2 separate regions of the Homo sapiens genome follow, and region 2 is linked to region 1. A link is a contact called in ENCODE Hi-C or POLR2A ChIA-PET data. All regions are on one chromosome and are shown on one strand. The core of a region is the stretch at or near the end of the contact, and the rest is flanking DNA. Distances in the headings are between cores, read along the strand shown.

The links. Hi-C counts contacts between places; a loop is a spot of excess contacts on that map. ChIA-PET counts read pairs that join two places held with the same protein, here RNA polymerase II (POLR2A).
Region 2: a loop to region 1 is called in a map of A673, with 4 times the contacts of the local background. The contact joins the enhancer-like site here to the promoter of HMGA2 in region 1. A Hi-C loop is called at or near these places in 1 of 168 maps with a recorded cell type or tissue (A673). POLR2A ChIA-PET finds 5 or more read pairs at or near these places in 3 of 52 experiments (AG04449, AG04450 and WTC11).

Annotation. Positions count from the first base shown.
Region 1 is chr12:65,822,950-65,826,342 of GRCh38, forward strand. HMGA2 (high mobility group AT-hook 2) reads left to right here and starts at 1,534. Exons shown (of 5, transcript NM_003483.6): 1 at 1,534-2,432. The coding sequence starts at 2,322. It also overlaps the pseudogene RPSAP52. RefSeq lists an enhancer at 2,654-3,261.
Region 2 is chr12:65,509,075-65,512,467 of GRCh38, forward strand. The region is part of intron 2 of MSRB3-AS1 (MSRB3 antisense RNA 1); the gene reads right to left. Among named protein-coding and RNA genes, the nearest start is that of LINC02454, 92 kb to the right of the region's middle. Within about 2 kb of position 1,622, at least 6 of the 41 ENCODE cell types and tissues checked have a DNase peak (open chromatin) inside an H3K27ac peak, as active enhancers do; they include A673, where a contact is called at or near this core.

The DNA.
Region 1 (3,393 bases), core at 284-2,783:
ATGGAGGCTCTCTCTCTCCATTACAGCTAAGCGTTCCCAGACCCAGCAGAAACCCTGGGTTCCTGCAGAGCACTCAACGTGCAGCAAAGTGTCCCAGCTCTGCAAAGGGCAGCTGGAAATGGATTTAAAATGGCAACGCGGACCAATCAGCGCTGCCGCGCCAAAGCAGACATTTACACGCGCCTCCTCCACATGCACAGCGGAACCTGGCGGTGCCTAACTCCTGCTTAGGGCTGCAAAGTAGGCGTTTTTATTCCACGGTGGTCTGTATCTTTGAAAAAAATAAATTCTTCCCCAGGTGAAAGTTTTTATTTTGGAATTAGTCCAAAATAATTTTGGGTGTGATGTGTGAAAATCTGAACCTAATTTTTTCAGAGTTTTGTGTTATTCAAGGATGAAAAGAGGTACATTTAAAAATGTACTCCACCTTTTAAAAACGGACTGTGGCCATTATGGTGTTCACATAACTCAGAACAGCCCAGGCCATAAAATTAGGACTTGGCAGAAAGAGAGTTCTCAGGCAGAAGGTTAAATCGAGGTAAACTGAAGGGAGAGTTGGGCAGTGAGTGCAATTGTGGTGTTAGGAATCTACAAGGTGCCCTTTACCCTGGGAACATCGGATTCCCGGGGAGGGGGATGGGGAGGGAACTTCGGTTGCCTCTAGTCTTTCCTGGAGAAAAAAGTTCAATGAAGAAGCTGGGGCGCTCTGTGTGTGCACATTGTTTGCATGTGTCTGCGAATGTGCATGTCTATCTGCGTGCCTGTGTGTATGTGTGTGTGTGTAAATGCGGGTGTTTACCAGCGCATGAATGCCCCCGTGTCCACGTGTATCTGCGTGCATGTGCTTACACGCGTGTTCGTGTGTATCTGCATGCATGTCTCCGTGTATGTGCGCGCTCGCCCGCCCGCAGGCTCTGTGGTGAGGGCATTCCGAGGCGGAGTACGGCTGTCAGGGGACCTCTCCCACTCCACTGCAGTCCCTTCCCACTCACAGTGAACCGGTGCGCTGCCTGAGGTGCAGCCTAGACGCTTCCTGCAAAGTGTTGGCTCGGCACGGTAGAGGCGCAGGTAAAGGCCAAGCCCCGAAACGTGGCTCCGGGACAGTCACGTTCCCGCGCCTTCCCAGGACAACTGCCCAGGGGTGACCTCGAGAGGCGGGTGGAGCTAGGCCCACGGCGAGCCAGCCCGGGATCCCCGGCCTGTCCCTTTAACCCCGCCGCCGGGCGGGAGCACGTGAGCGGGGCTCCGGGTGGCACCCGGGCGCCGCCGCCGCCGAGGCAGTTGTATTTCGAACGCTGCCTCTGGCTAGCAGCCAGGCGCCTTGGCTCGGCGGTCCGCCTGGCCTCCCTCCTCCTCATACTTTTCTTCCTGCGCAACCCCCTCCCCTTTATCCGCCCACGATTAGAGGTGGGCACTCCCCCCACCACCACCCCCTCCCCAAGCGCAAGCGCGTGCACGCACACACACCACACACACTCACACTCACACACACTCACACACACTCATCCCACTTGAATCTTGGGGCAGGAACTCAGAAAACTTCCAGCCCGGGCAGCGCGCGCTTGGTGCAAGACTCAGGAGCTAGCAGCCCGTCCCCCTCCGACTCTCCGGTGCCGCCGCTGCCTGCTCCCGCCACCCTAGGAGGCGCGGTGCCACCCACTACTCTGTCCTCTGCCTGTGCTCCGTGCCCGACCCTATCCCGGCGGAGTCTCCCCATCCTCCTTTGCTTTCCGACTGCCCAAGGCACTTTCAATCTCAATCTCTTCTCTCTCTCTCTCTCTCTCTCTCTCTCTCTCTCTCTCTCTCTCTCTCTCTCTCTCGCAGGGTGGGGGGAAGAGGAGGAGGAATTCTTTCCCCGCCTAACATTTCAAGGGACACAATTCACTCCAAGTCTCTTCCCTTTCCAAGCCGCTTCCGAAGTGCTCCCGGTGCCCGCAACTCCTGATCCCAACCCGCGAGAGGAGCCTCTGCGACCTCAAAGCCTCTCTTCCTTCTCCCTCGCTTCCCTCCTCCTCTTGCTACCTCCACCTCCACCGCCACCTCCACCTCCGGCACCCACCCACCGCCGCCGCCGCCACCGGCAGCGCCTCCTCCTCTCCTCCTCCTCCTCCCCTCTTCTCTTTTTGGCAGCCGCTGGACGTCCGGTGTTGATGGTGGCAGCGGCGGCAGCCTAAGCAACAGCAGCCCTCGCAGCCCGCCAGCTCGCGCTCGCCCCGCCGGCGTCCCCAGCCCTATCACCTCATCTCCCGAAAGGTGCTGGGCAGCTCCGGGGCGGTCGAGGCGAAGCGGCTGCAGCGGCGGTAGCGGCGGCGGGAGGCAGGATGAGCGCACGCGGTGAGGGCGCGGGGCAGCCGTCCACTTCAGCCCAGGGACAACCTGCCGCCCCAGCGCCTCAGAAGAGAGGACGCGGCCGCCCCAGGAAGCAGCAGCAAGTCAGTACGAGGGCGCGGTGGGGGCACCAGCCCACCCCGTCCCCACTGCCGGGGCCCAGACACGCGCGGGGCGGCCGGAGTGCGGGAGCCCAGTCGCCGCGGCCGTCGCACACTGCCCGCCGGCCGGCCGGGGGGAGCGGCGCAGACCCCACGAGTGCGCCGCGCGGCCCCGGGGCGCCAGCAACCCTCCGGGCGGGGAGGTGGGGAGCCGCGGCGGGCGGCCCGGGGAAGGCGGGAGGTGGGGTCGGGCGAAGCGCGTCCTCGGACTTTCGCTATTGTGCACGGCCCCGAGTGGCGCGGTGTCGCCCAGTGACTGGAAGCGACCGGGATCCGACAAACCCGGGCTCGCAGGCGCTTTCCGAGTTGCTTTTGCAACTGCCCGGGAGGAAGGAGGTGCCGGGGACCCGGGCGCTTCGGCCGATCTGGGCTGAAGGGGCTAGAGTCTTGGGGGCCGGAGGCTCTTTCTCCCGCCTCCCGGGGCTGCTCGCGGGTCGGGGGCTGGCGCGCCGCAGCCGCCCCCTTGGCGCCCTCCTCCAAGCTCTCGGTGGCCCAAGACTCGCGCCCTCCCGACAAAGAACGCATGGAGACCCGGCTGCCTGGTCCTTTTTGGGCTCTTTAAATATGCGGCGGCCGCCGGAGGGAGCCCGGGGCAGGGGCTACGGGGAGCCTGGTTCCCCGCAGGACGGGGTTAACTCGCCCAGCTAAGGGCGCGTTGAAAGGAGTGTCCAAGAGAGTGCAGGGTAGCCAGGGTCGCTTCCTTGTCAGGGGCCCGGTCCCCCTTTTGCCCCTGGATCTCGCGCCTCAGAGCTGCAGCCATTAAATGCTCTTCTCCAAGGCCAGTGGCCGGGGGTTGAGTAGGGGACGATCGAGGGGCGCCCGGGACCCTGCGGAGTGGAGGGTTTTGTCTGCGGATGCAACCAATTAAGCGTGCAGCCGGCGCTTGCAGAGCTGCGCTCAGCGC
Region 2 (3,393 bases), core at 372-2,871, 310 kb before region 1:
CCACCGATTGTATCTAGAGGGATTGTTGACAGTTTCTACTCATAACCTAGATACTTACCAAAGGAAAGAAAGGTGATCTGATGAAGCACATTGCATCTTATTCTAGCTTTGGAGAAAACCCTTTTTAAAACCAGGAAGCATCCTGGATTGGAAGGTCATAGACATTATTATTATTATTATTTTAGCCAAGATGTATACCCTGGCTAAATCTCTTACTTCTGGTTTTTTTGTTTTGTTTTGTTTTTCCTCATTATGAAGTTAAGAGTTTAGACCAGGTGATCTTTTTAAAAGATCCCTTTTCCATTCTAAATGCCAAAGATGCTTCTCTAAATAGTGTCTGCAAAAACACTGCTTGGATTGCACAGAGTTCATTTTCCTTTGGAGACATATAAAGTCAAACAATGGCAACATTTTAGTGCACGTATTGTCCCTCCTTTATGATGCTTCATCCAATTGACAACCAGCTCCTACCAAACAGTCAGACTTCTAAAACTATGCAGCGTATGCCTAGGGTTTTACTTTTTAAATGAACTACAAAGTCATGATAATGAACATTTATTGAGCATGTACTAAGCCTTTAGACGTAAAATCACTTTTGATTTAATCCTTACAAATATTTTCTGAGGTAGGTTCTATTATTTATCCCCATCTTACAGGTAAGCAAACTAAAATATGAAGCTGATAAATAACTTACTTGAGGTCATATAATAACATGATAGATCTGGGATTCCAATGCTGGCAGTCTCATACCTGAGTCTGCCCAGGTTCATTCCAGGAAAATGCTTTTGTTTGGTTTTGTTTTTCCACAGCCTCAATTATCTTAGGGTCTCTTTTGAAGGTGTTTTCAAGCACGATGCATTTCCCAAATGTTAGAGGCTACAACTTATATATGTCTTGCAGATATGATTAACTCAAGTTATATGCAAATCTCTTTCTATGTATACCAAACAATATATAGGAGCCCAGAAAGAATAAGCTTGGCAGTGAGTTTCCTAGAAAGAACCACAGAAAGAGTTGATTGCCAGTACTGGTGGATATTGATTCAGACACTGACTCAGGTTGTATGCCCTGGTAGGAGGGCCTGGCCTTTTCCCTGGGCCTCTGGCCATAACCTCCTTCGGATCTTAAAAAGACACTAAGCATTGCTTGTCATCATGAATGAGAAATATCGCCTGGTTATCCAGAGGGAGACCAACTGGTGGATCCTTTAGCCGTGACATGAGGATATGGCTCCAGCTGGAGTCTCTCCTCCTGCTTCTGTACTTAGCTCATCCTGGTTTAACCAAAACCCAAAACAACCCTCTCCAAGGGCTCTTCCCTGGCTCAGGGACACTCCATTTTAAGAAACGCTCACCGCGCCTAGTACTTTGCATGGTACATTATAAGCACTCAGTAAATATTTGTTACTTCGTGGCAAAATAGATCAATTCAGCAGTGATTTTTCACTTTTCAAAAGGATTCACTGCAGGGTTCCTTTAAATGGCCGGCTCCCCTGGTGCATTTAAAATGCGATTTGATTTATAGGAATTCGATGTACATGGTTCTGCAGGGCCACATCAATCGTGTAAAGTGAGCCGCATGTGCTCCCACTGACGAGCGCGTTGGCAGCTCTCCTCCATCGGCTTGGAATGCACACAAGCCTCGGGTCTGCTCTCCCCGCTTTTATCACAAAGGGGCTCATTTTGTGAATGAACAGCCACTGCCAACAGCGTGATGGTATTTTCAGTGACCTTTGCCCGGGGATTGGATTCCCGCCCAGCAGGGAGACAAGGCCTTAGGAAAAGGTTAGTTCATTGACGGCCAGGGCCTGCTGGGCTGAGGTCTGGGGAGGGAAAGGCTCAGAGAACTTTCCCTTTTTTGTGAATCACCTAAAGAACCCACCCTTCCCGCCTGGCCTGTGCCGCTTTCTCTCTTTGTCTCGGCATATTGGATTCTGTTCAGCAGGGTGGTTTTATAGCTCCTGCTGCTCCTGCTCCTGATTTTTTTTTTTTTTTGTAACTGTGAATAATAGTCCTAGTTTTGCCTTGCTGTTTCCCAATAGCAATTCTGGGGTCCTCGTGAGCTTCCGCCCCCTCTTCTCCACCCCCTTTCCTCCTCCTCCTCCTCCTCCTCCTCCTCCTCATAACCACGGCCTTTTCAGTTTGATGTTTTTAGATATCAAAGGAAGTTCTCCAGGAACCCTGCAACTAAAGACTTTAATGAGGACCATGCCCAAGAAATCCTGGCTGCCAAATACATGATGATGATTTATGTCGCTCACTCACTCCCTAACAGCAAGAGGACTATTTGTAAAAATAAAAAAGCTGCTCATATGGAATTAAACAAGAGCATAGCTGCTTCCTTCCAGACCCCAGGAGCTTAACAAAGAGCATCCACACTCCTCTCCAGCAGCACATGGCTCAGGGCCCATATTAGTCTTCCTGTCATATAAAGCTCAATCCTGTTAGCGCAGGCAGCAGCGCACACTCTCCCTATCGGCGGACCTCAGAAGGCACATTTCTGAGGACCGCACAAAATGTGCGCAAGGATGTAGGCACAGGCTCAGGCCTACGCTGAGCCATGGAAGGGTGGTGTGAGTCCAGAGGCTAGCAGAGCCACTGAGTTGCTGCTGGCGGCAGGCTGAGGCTGACAGTAGGCATTTGCCATCCCCTGTTTATTCCTGGCATCAGATAGCTGAGTGACATGGATGCCAACTGGGTTCTGGCCAGCTCAGTGGAGAGAGCTCTGGAGGGAGAAACCCTTATGCTTGCATTTCCTTATTTGTCAAATGGGTTACCTCTTAGTGTTGTTGTGAGCGGTGATGAGATCATACATAGAAAACACGTAGCATCATATTGGTAAGTGCTAATTATTATTATTAATTATTGCTATTATTAGTATTCTGTACTGTGGCTGCCATGAATTGGTAACACTCAGACCCCTTGCTTCAGGGAGAGTGATGGAGAGTAGCTGGCTGATTACCCCAGATGCCAAACTCTAAGTTCACATCCACATTCTCACCATGTTACTCTGCTTGACCCAAGGCCATGCTTCCTGTGGGCTGCTCCAGGCCATTGATGGAGCGTGGTATGGATGCCAACACAAGCTCATTCATTGAGAGCTAGGACTCCTCCAGCAACGACTTTAGCTCAAAGACTTCCCATCAGCCTGGCAGCAGCTCCTGGGAATTGTGCTACAGCCTGCGACTTTCTCCTACCTTGTTCCCCTTCTGTCCTCCCCTCCCTCTCCCTGTGTATTCTGCTCATCTTCCTTTCAACCTTTTCTCTCCCACATACACTTCCCTCAGTAAACCTCTTATGTGTCTAAATCCCTGTCTTGGTGTCTGCTTCTTGGAGGACCCGAAGTTACACACATAGTGACTGGGCTTTCTACCACGGCTGTACTGTATTAGTA